Linked DNA regions of Mus musculus: region 2 is linked to region 1. A link is a contact called in ENCODE Hi-C or POLR2A ChIA-PET data. All regions are on one chromosome and are shown on one strand. The core of a region is the stretch at or near the end of the contact, and the rest is flanking DNA. Distances in the headings are between cores, read along the strand shown.

Evidence for each region. Hi-C counts contacts between places; a loop is a spot of excess contacts on that map. ChIA-PET counts read pairs that join two places held with the same protein, here RNA polymerase II (POLR2A).
Region 2: a loop to region 1 is called in a map of Patski, with 5 times the contacts of the local background. The contact joins the promoter of Serpinb1c here to the promoter of Serpinb1a in region 1. A Hi-C loop is called at or near these places in 9 of 37 maps with a recorded cell type or tissue (CH12.LX, Patski, T-helper 1 cell and 4 more). POLR2A ChIA-PET finds 5 or more read pairs at or near these places in 1 of 5 experiments (Patski).

The regions. Positions count from the first base shown.
Region 1 is chr13:32,848,814-32,853,925 of GRCm38, forward strand. Serpinb1a (serine (or cysteine) peptidase inhibitor, clade B, member 1a) reads right to left here and starts at 2,372. Exons shown (of 7, transcript NM_025429.2): 1 at 2,329-2,372; 2 at 1,426-1,601. The coding sequence starts at 1,593.
Region 2 is chr13:32,896,212-32,901,323 of GRCm38, forward strand. It overlaps Serpinb1c (serine (or cysteine) peptidase inhibitor, clade B, member 1c), which reads right to left and starts at 1,929. Exons shown (of 7, transcript NM_173051.2): 1 at 1,903-1,929; 2 at 720-895. The coding sequence starts at 887.

The DNA of each region.
Region 1 (5,112 bases), core at 1,122-3,621:
ACATCCACCAAATTACTTTTATTTGATACCCAGTAACTCCAGCCCAATATTTTATTAACATATCATTGGCAAAGGAAATAAAATGGAACCAAAAATGTATGGCTCTGTGAGACATCATTAAACATAGCTTCTGAATAATTTTCAAATGTTCCCCGAATGTGAATGGTTAACAAGTTAAATATTTATGTCAAAATTTTTTCCATAAAGATTCAAATGGTATATTCAAGTTTATATACTGTGCCATATACAAGTTTGTTAAAAAATTTTTTTTAAATCTCAGAAATAACTAAACAGTGTCAATAAGACACATTCCTGTTGTGAGACCCAAAACGTGGGAGTGACTGAGACCTTCTTTCTCAATGCTTATCTTATTACGGTCCACAACTCATTCTCTAGAGAAATAACTTCCTTAAGTTTATTCTGGTGAGAGTTTACTTCCTCTTCTGCTAGTTGTAAATCAACAGGCCTTTTATGGTTGTGTGAGGTCTGGCCTCATTACTTGCTTCTAGGACACAAAGGACAAAAGCACACAGGGTCCAGAGTCCATGCTACTCTCTGAGCTCCGCTTACTAGATTGCTACATGGACACACCTACGAGACTGAAATGGGGAGGGAAAGGCCTTGAGACAGTATACTGTTTCCTGATGCTGTCAGCTGTAAAAAGCCTTAATGCTGAAGCAGACATAACCTGCGAGAAGCACCTAGCAGCAGGTGCAGTTAGGAAACACTTTACCCACTCCTGTCATGATTTCCAAAGGTGGCAGAATTCCCCTCTCAGAATTAAGGAACACCAAGAGCAGAAGTGCCCTTCATACCCATTAAGGAAGACTAGGCAGCTGTGGGGAGAGATGCAAAGGTGACCTGCTGTCTCCCAGGGGTGGACTGAGAGGAGGTAGGACCTGTCCAACAGGCCACAGGGACTTTACAATCCCTCCTCCTGCAGAGCCACAGCCAGTGAAATCAGGCTGGAGAGAGGCACAGGGCTAACCCTGGGAACATAGACAGGTGGCTGTCTTTACCTTTTGTCCCCATAAAAAAACCACCACCACCAAGCTCTCTTCCTGTAGCATGTTCTTATATTTGTCATGCCTGAAGGTGACCCTATTACTGGCATGATTTATGAGTAGTGGTTATCAGTGCAAAAGGAAAACAGGAAACAGCTAGCTCTGGGGAGGTGCAGGGCTAGCTTACCTGAAAGCCTGTGATTCACTCTTGTGAATGGGAGAACCAAACCCACAGGTAGTGTCATTGTCTTTCTTCACTTTGTGTCCCCAACTGAACAGAGACTCTGCCCTAATCTCACTTAAAGTTGGTAGTGAATGAAGAACTGACTGTTTTGGGGGTGTGGCTCTCTGAAAGTCTGACTGTACCATCTAACAAGCATGGAGATGGCAGGGAGAGCTGGCCAGTTTGGCTTTTGCTAACCTTAGAAAGCTGAGCTGCAGTGCTGCCTTTGGCCCCCAGAATGACCATGGCCAAGGCAGAAGAAATGCTGAAGGGAGAGAAGAAGATGTTTCCTGTGGGGCTGCTTTCATTCAGGGTTTGGAACAGCTCCAAGGCGAAGAGGGTGTTGGCTGAACTCAGCTGCTCCATGGTGAAGTCTGCAAAAGAGGGGAGATCAGCACTGCCAGCTACAACACCAGCAACACTACCTACCTCAGCTCTGACATCCACCCCTAGGACCCTACAGTTTGGAATTCCTACCTCATCCTGTTTTTCCTAAGAGGGCAAGCATACTACTTCAGTTCTCCATGCCTGAGATCAAGGCTGAAGTCTCAGCTGGAGTGAAATATGCGAATTTGAGAATGCCACTCAAATAAGTAAGATGTGGGTGACAGGGAAGAGGAACACTCCTCTGTGTCCCTTTTGCAAACAAGCTGATTCCTGCAGTGGGTAAGCAAGCCCTGCTTGAGGCTCATCTGCTAATCCAGCTGGGTCCCAAACTCAGAGCTCCAGTTTGTCCAAGTACAGGCTAATCACAAATGTGTGTCCCTGGCTGTTTAGCTACCCGGGCCACATGGAGTTCTCATTGTTGAGGATCTAGGATCTCACCAGCTTCCTTCCCTCCCAGCCTCCCTGCAGCCAGGATTGACCGTATGAAGCTCAGGGCACTGTCTCCCAGATCAAGGTTCAAAAAGAAAGCCGAGGGAAAGAAAAACTAGGATCACCTTCCTCCCTCGGGCCCGCGGCCTGGAGTAGGGTGCAGTTGGGGATCCACAGAGCATTTTCTGGTTACATCTTGGGTGAGGGTGAGGTACCAGGAACGTGCTGGTTCCTGGAAGAGGTGCCAGCTTCCTCCCTCCTTGCTATGACCCCTGAGAATCTTACCTCTTGCTTAGCAGGTCTGGCTCCACTTACAGCTAGGATGAAGTGCTCAGAGCCAGCTGTTGCCTTTATAGCATGCAGAAGGGGCGTGTCTTCCTGGCAAGCCCAAGCTGGGTGGAGGCGCCTTTTCTTGGCTGAGTGTTTAAAACCCGACCTTGGAGGGCTGTCAAAATAAAAGCAGAAGATTGTGGCCACTCTCAAGGGGACTTTACTTTCCTCAGTTGCAGGCCTTTTTATTATTATTATTATTATTATTATTATTATTATTATTATTATTATTTCTTTAAGCAGAGATCTGGTAAGTTATTTCTTCCTCAGCTGCAAATGGCCAAGAGAATAAATAAATGTCCTTTCTTCCAGGTCAAAAGATACCTTCTTGAATTCCACTGAAACGCTGTAAAATCAAAAGGAATCCTTTCTGTGCGGTATGTAGGTAGGGATGGAGAAATATCTTTGGGGTCCTTTGGATAAGGTCCCAGATTGCCAGTTACAAGCAATAGGTGATCCTTGTCTTCTCTGCCTTTCAGGTGCCAAGGCTAGCTCAGGGACCACACCAGGCTGGAGAAGCCCTCAACCCACAATTCCCCACTATTAGACTAAAAGTTTGGACAAATCCCCTCACTATGCAACTTAAATTAGAATTGACTAGCCCAGGCCATTGTTAACTTGATGGGCTCAGCTTTATTCTCCTTGAAGTGTTTGGAACTGTAAATTCACAGAACTTTTAGTGCTTCTTGTCTTTCTTCAGAGGACAAAGGAAGAATCCTACTGTAGGTGAGGGTCACAACACATGGATTAGTGTTTGTTAGACTCGGGAACTAAAAGAGGAGAAAGGAAGATGGGGAGGTGGGTCAGCACGTCTCTTGAGCACTCCCGTGTTGGATATAATGCCTATTGTGAGGTATCAGAAGATAGAAACTTCGTGTGTGGTGTTTGGGAGGTGAGGACTTTGAGAAGTGATTAAGATTACACAGGGTTCTCAGGGTGGGGACGCCTGACTGAATTCCAGAATATCATCTTCATGACCACTAGGTGGCGAGCACGCCCCAGCTCTTAAGGACTATGACTCCAAGCTTTAATAAGAGAAGGAGAGATGAGAAGATCAGAAGAGATAGATCTGCGCTCCTTTTTTCCCCCCTATGATACCTTGATGCCTTACACTTTCTGGGACCTTGTCTAGATGAAGGCTAGTTCAGATGCTGAGTCTTGAACATGGAGAATTCATAATTATCAAGCCACAAATGTTTTACTATAACAACATAAATGGACATAGTCCTTTTCACATACAAAATATATTCATCCATGTAGCTCAACGTTATTCTAGTATTACCAGAATCAGAAATGAAATTCAAAATATCCCCAGTGAGCCCGTGGAGTCAAATAAGTTAGTTTCTTCTGAAATAAAATGGGACCAGCTTAGAACAGAATTTCCTTTTTAAAAAAATCAGTGACAAGGAAAAAGTGGTAGGTCCTACAGACTTTCAAAGTCCAGCATTACAAGCACTGGGACAACTTGAGGCTTGAATACCACCATTACACCTCCCTGTTTCTACAGTCAGACAGGGCAGGGTCATGGATGTCCAAGGCTCTGGTGGACTTCAACCCCATAACCACCAGATGTCGATGACGCAGCAGCCCTCATGGGCTGAGTCCAGTGCTTGTGGCTTTCCCAGGCTGCTGAAGTCTGTAATAATGCTCTGCTGATCAGGAATCTTGGAAAAGAACCCCTCTTTAATTCCTCGAAACATCTTCCTGGTGGGAACTTCGCAGTGTTACAACCCCAGGCTCCAAGAAGCAGCACTCTCTGGTGACTCCATGGCTGCCTAGGACTTACCTCATAAAGCCATCCCTTTAAATCCAGGAGAATGTGCCACACTGCACCACCTCACAACCAGCTGGCCCGAGACATCATGACACAACATCAAGGACTTTCAGAGGGACAGCAGAACCAAAGAGTGCCATATTACAACGTGGGGGCAGTTGTGGTATCCTGAGTCCTGTAGTGCACTGGGTCCCTCCCTTGAAACTCTTGTGTCTGAGGCCTTCTGGTGTGTGACAGGCATGGCAATTGGGATAATCTCTTGATGACTTTGGCTCACTCTGGCTTGCAGTAATGAATAGCCTCTGGCTTCTTGCCACATTAATCTCTTTATCAAAGCTTACTTTTGTCACAGCCTCCATATTCTTTCCTGAACATGGGGTTTCTTTCTTTAACATGGTGGGGGATTTCCAAAATCCTCCAGTTTTATGCTAACTAGTTGCCGCCCTCTATCCCTCCACCTCCCCCCTCTCTCCTTATGGCAAATAAATCTGCTTTTGTGCTGAGAACTTGGTCTTGGGGTGTCTTGAGCTGACTCCAGTTGAGTGTCCCTACAATTTGCCTTTCTGAGCCTAGATTACTTCACTTAGCATGATGATCTCTAGCTCTGTTCAGTGTCCTGCCAAGACATAATTTCATTCTTCTGAATAGCTAAAAAACGCCCACCATTGTGTACACATACCACATGTAAAGTGGCTATTAAAACATCACAGGACACTTTCTCCAAAATCGTCCACAGACTTGGACACAAAACAAGTCTCAGCTGATACAAGAAAGGTATAATAATAACATGCATCCTATGCGACCACCATGGACGAAAGCTGGATATCAACAACAACAGAGATAGCAGAAAGCTTATGAACTTAGTGAAACTGAACAACTATTCAGTAGTGAATGAAAATTGGGTCAAGACAGAAATTAGGGAAGAAATCAAGAACTTTTCAGAATTAATGAAAATGAAAAGACTC
Region 2 (5,112 bases), core at 679-3,178, 47 kb after region 1:
AGAGTTCCTTTCTCAGAATTAAGAAACACCAAGAGCAGAGGTCCCCTTCACACCCATGAAGGAAGACTAGGCAGTTGTGGGGAGGGTGACCTGCTGTCTCCCAGAGGTGGGCTGAGAGGATGTGGGTCCTGTCCAACAGGCCACAGGGATTTTCCAATCCCTTCTCCTGCAGAGCCACAGCCAGTGAAATCAGGTTGGAGAGAGGCACAGGGCTAACCCTGGGAACACAGACAGATGGCTGTCTTTACCTTGTCCCCACAAGAAGGTACCACTACCAAGCTCTCTCCTGTAGCATGTTCCTATATCTGTTATGCCTGAAGGTGACCCTATTACAGGCATGGTTTATGAGTAATGATTGTAAATGCAAAAGGAAAACAGGAAACAGCTAGTTCTGGGGAGGTATGGGGCTTCCAGGATAAAACTATCAGATTCACTCCTGGGAATGGGAATGGAAGCTCAAAGCCTGCAGGTATTGTCATTGTCTTTTTCACTGTTTCCCCAACTGAGCAGAGACTCTGCTCTATGCTCAGTTAAAGCCGGTTATGAACTAATACCTGGCTTTTCAGGAGGAGGGTGTCTTTTCTGAATGTCTGACTGCACCATGAGTAGCTATTGAACTCAGTTTGACATGGCTTAGAAAACACACCAGAAGAACTCTGAGGCACAGCTTTTAGCATGGAGATGGGAGGGAGAGCTATGCCAGTTTTGCTTCTGCTAACCTTAGAGAGTTGGGCTGCAGTGCTGCCTCTGGCCCCCAGATAGACCATGGCCAAGGCAGAAGAAATGCTGACGGGAGAGAAGATGGTATTTCCTGTGGGGTTGCTCTCATTCAGGGTGTGGAACAGCTCCAAAGCAAAGAGGTTGTTGGCTGAACTCAGCTGCCCCATGGTGAAGGCTGCAACAGAAGGGGGATCAACATTGCCAACTATGTCAGCAAGGCCGCCCACCCCTAGGACCTGCAGTTGGTTACCCGTGTTCCCGCCCATTTTTTTCCCCAAGAGGGCAAGAATATTGCCCCAGGCACAAAAGCAGGGGTCAGATTTCAGCAGTGACACAAGACCAGGACCTAGGGTGTCTCATGTCTCTAGCCTTTGAGACAGGTTGTGTCTGAAAAGGGACCATGCAGGTGGCCTTGACACAGTGTCCACACTACACAGCCTTCTGTCTGGAGCTCAGCCATTGTGGGATGTCAAGTTCTAGTTCATTTAGGCAATGAATCCAGAAAACCACGTGGACCTACTCTACATAGATTAGATTCTGGTAAAGATAACAATGTTATCCTTTTCGTTCTCCAGGGATTCAGTTTTGCATGCCTGAGGTCAAGGCTGAAGTCTCAGCTGGAGTGAAATATGCGAATTTGAGAATGCCACTCAAATAAGTAAGATGTGGGTGACAGGGAAGAGGAACACTCCTCTGTGTCCCGTTTGCAAACAAGCTGATTCCTGCAGTGGGTAAGCAAGCCCTGCTTGAGGCTCATCTGCTAATTCAGCTGGGTCCCAAACTCAGAGCTCCAGTTTGTCCAAGTACAGGCCAATCACAGCCGTGTGTCTCTGGATGTTTAGCTACCAGGGCCACATGGATTTCTCATTGTTGAGGGTCTAGGATCTCACCAGCTTCCTTCCCTCCCAGCCTCCCTGCAGCCAGGATTGACCCTATGGAGTTGCAGGGCACTGTCTCTCAGATTAAGATTCAAAAAGAAAGGTGAGGGAAAGAAAAACGGTGGCTAGGATCACCTTCCTCCCTCTGGCCTGCGGCCTGGAGTGGGGTGTAGTTGGGGATCCACAGAGTATTTTCTGGTCACTTCTTGGATGAGGGGGAGGTACCGGGAGCATGCTGGTTCCTGAAGAAGCAGTGGGGAGGTCTGGCTACCTCTTCCCAGCCACCTCCCTGCATTGACCTTACCTCTTGCTTAGCAGGTCTGGCTCCACTTGCAGCTGACCTAGGAAGAAGTGCTCAGAGCCAGGTGTTGCCTTTATAGTACGCAGAAGGGGTGTGTCTTCCTGGCAAGTCCAAGCTGGGTGGAGAGGCCTTTTCTCTGGTGACCCTTTAAAACTGAGCTTGCAGGTCTTTTGAAATAAAAGCAGAAGATTGCAGGTACTCCCAAGGGGCAATTACTTTCCTCAGTTCCAGGCTTTTTTCTCTACGCCTCTAAGCAGAGACCCAGTAACTTATTTTTCCTCAGCTGCAAATGGCCAAGAGGATAAATGTCCTCTATTCCAGGTCAAAAGATTTTCTTTTGAATTTCACAGAAACACTGCAGAATGCAAAGGAGTGTGTGTGTGTGTGTGTGTGTGTGTGTGTGTGTGTGTGGTGTGGGGGGTGGGGGAGGAGAAATACCTTTGTGACCCCTTGGATAAGGACCCAGAATACCAGTTTTAAGCAACATCCTTGGCTGCTCTGCTTTTCAGGTGTCAAGGCTAGCTCTGTGACCACAGCAGGCTGGAGAGGCCCTCAAGTCACCATTCTCAACTATTAGACTAAAACTTTGGATTAATATCAAACTAAAATTAGAATTGATTAGCCCAGGCAATCATTACCTCCACATACTCAACTTTATTCTCCCTTGAAGTGCCTGGATCTTTAAAATCACAGAGTTTTTTTTTTTTAAGTTTTTAATTGTTTTTTAATCTTTCTTCAGAGGATAACGGAATAATGCTACTGTTAGTGAGGGTCACTACACATGGGTTGGTGTTTGTTAGACATGGGAACTAATGAAAAGAGGAGAAAGGAGGGTGGGGAGATGGGTCAGTTGGTGCCTCATTTACCATCCAACCATGGGGACCTGAGTTTGGATCTCTGGGCCTCTGTAATCTTAGTGCTGGAGTGGGGATGGGGGTGGGGACAAGCATTCCCTAAGAGGAGGTCAATGGCCAGCTAGTCTTGCTCACTCAGGGGGCTCCTGGGTCTGTGAGAGATCTTGTCTCAAAAAATAATGTGGAGAATGATAGTGGGAGACTCAGAGTGCTAACCCCTGGCTTTAATATGCACATGTATCTGTGCTCCCACCTACATATGTGCACACAAGCAAGGTGTGCACACTCACCACTCACCACACAGGAAAAGAACCACAGTCTTAAAACAAACAAGCAAACAAAAAAGAAGCAAAGGAAATGAAAACAGAAAGGAAATACAGTTTCCAGTTGACGTAGTTAGTTGTCATGATTTGATAGATTTGGCAACTTCACTGCTATTTCAACAAGACTGGGGAACCCCCTCAATGACAGGATGTCAAAAGGATGAAAATACGCATCCAAACACTGCAGTTAAAGACTTGGGACAAGAGGTGCACCACCTTGGGAATGTAGATGCCTGCCACACCCATGAGGCCTTGGGTTCCATCCCCAGCTCAAGCCTAAAGTAAGGGTCAACAATACTCTGAAACGATTTTACCACTTTCTTTTGGTGCTTACATAAGATCAAAGCATATATATATATATATATATATATATATTTATATATTTTTCCTCCCATTTAACACACACACACACACATATGAAATTGTCTTTTTGTCAGATACTAAAGAAGCAAATGGCTAACTGTAGTGCATATTAGCATTTGAAAATTGCATGCTGGCTTCTAGTCTCCCTTAGTCCCTGTGCTCTTCTCAACTCTTCCCATCCCATCCCCTCCCCTAAGCCTCTCCAGTCCAGGGTACTTGGTTCTCTTCCTCCAGCTTCTCTATCCTATACAATCCTGACATTTCAGCCCTGTGCTCTCTTGTCTTTCCTGGTTCTCTTGACCCTTGGTCTCTACTCCTCATCCCTCTCCTCTCACTACTTTTCCTCTCTCCCTCCCCTCCCCCCATGGCCTGGTGCAGTCTCCTGGCCATGCTTAGACCACATGGAGCAGGCATGACCTCATCTTATTCATTTTAATATGTAGTTTTCCCTATATCACACACACACACACACACACACACACACACACACACACACACACACTAGTTTTTATCCAAATGGGTTAGTATACAGGCAAGGACAAATAGAGTAAAAATAATTTTTTTCAGAGCACGGTTTTTCCTTTCTTTTGGCTTGAGCTGGGAATGGAACCCAGGCCTCCTGGATGTGCCAGACAAGGACTTTCCCATAAAGGTGTACCTCCTGCCCCATGTCTTTAATTTCAGTGTTTGGATTTTTATTTCATCTTTTTTACTTCTTCTCATCAAGGGAGTTCTCCAGTGTTTGTAGGAACTAGTAGTTGCCAGATCTGATCAAGGCATGACCACTAACTTCGGCAGCTGTAAACTGTATTCTCTTGCTGTTTTTACTCATTTGTTTGTTTGCTTGTTTCTTTGTTTCCAGACTGTGGCTCTTTTCCTCTGTGGTGAGTGGTATGCAGGTGGTGTGTGTGCATGTATGTATGCAGGTGCACAGGTGCGCACACACACACACACACACACACACACACATATATATATATATATATATATATATATATATATATATATGCTTTGACCTTATGTAAGCACCAAAAGAAAGTGGTAAAATTGTTTCAGAGGTACATTTACATATAGAAGCCAGGAGTCATCATTGTGAATCTTCTCCTGATTGCAGTTTTTCAGAGCCATCGCTGGCCACGCCTCTGAACCCTGGACCCTTAGCCACAGTAGGCTGAAGCAGCCACTAGAGGTCACTCTGGTGACTTTCTGGTAAGCTAGACATTAGGCTGTAGGACCTGCTGGTCCCTTGGTATGTCACTTTTAATGTATCATTTCATTCTGCAACTGAATTCTGTTGTGCTTGTCTGTTTAAGGCAATTGTTCTGAATATCAAAGTATCCAAGAATGGGAGGATTATAACAATGAAAAATTGCCTTATAGGTCTGAAAGCTGAGAAGTTCAAGTTGCCAGCAGGTTTGCTGTCTGCTCTCAATGTGGTGTCCTGTGAAGGCAGTGAGATAGTTCAGGGGGTCAAGGTACTGGCCACTAAGCCTGATGAACCAGGTGTAACTCTTGGGACCCACAGAGTTGAAACAAAAAACTGACTCCAGAAAGTTGTCCTCTGATATCCATGCAGGTGCCACAACATGCACAGTCATGCCTGTGCACACACACAAATGTTAAAAAAAAAAAAAAAAGGGGCACAGTGTTGCTGTGCCCTTAAAACTGGAAAG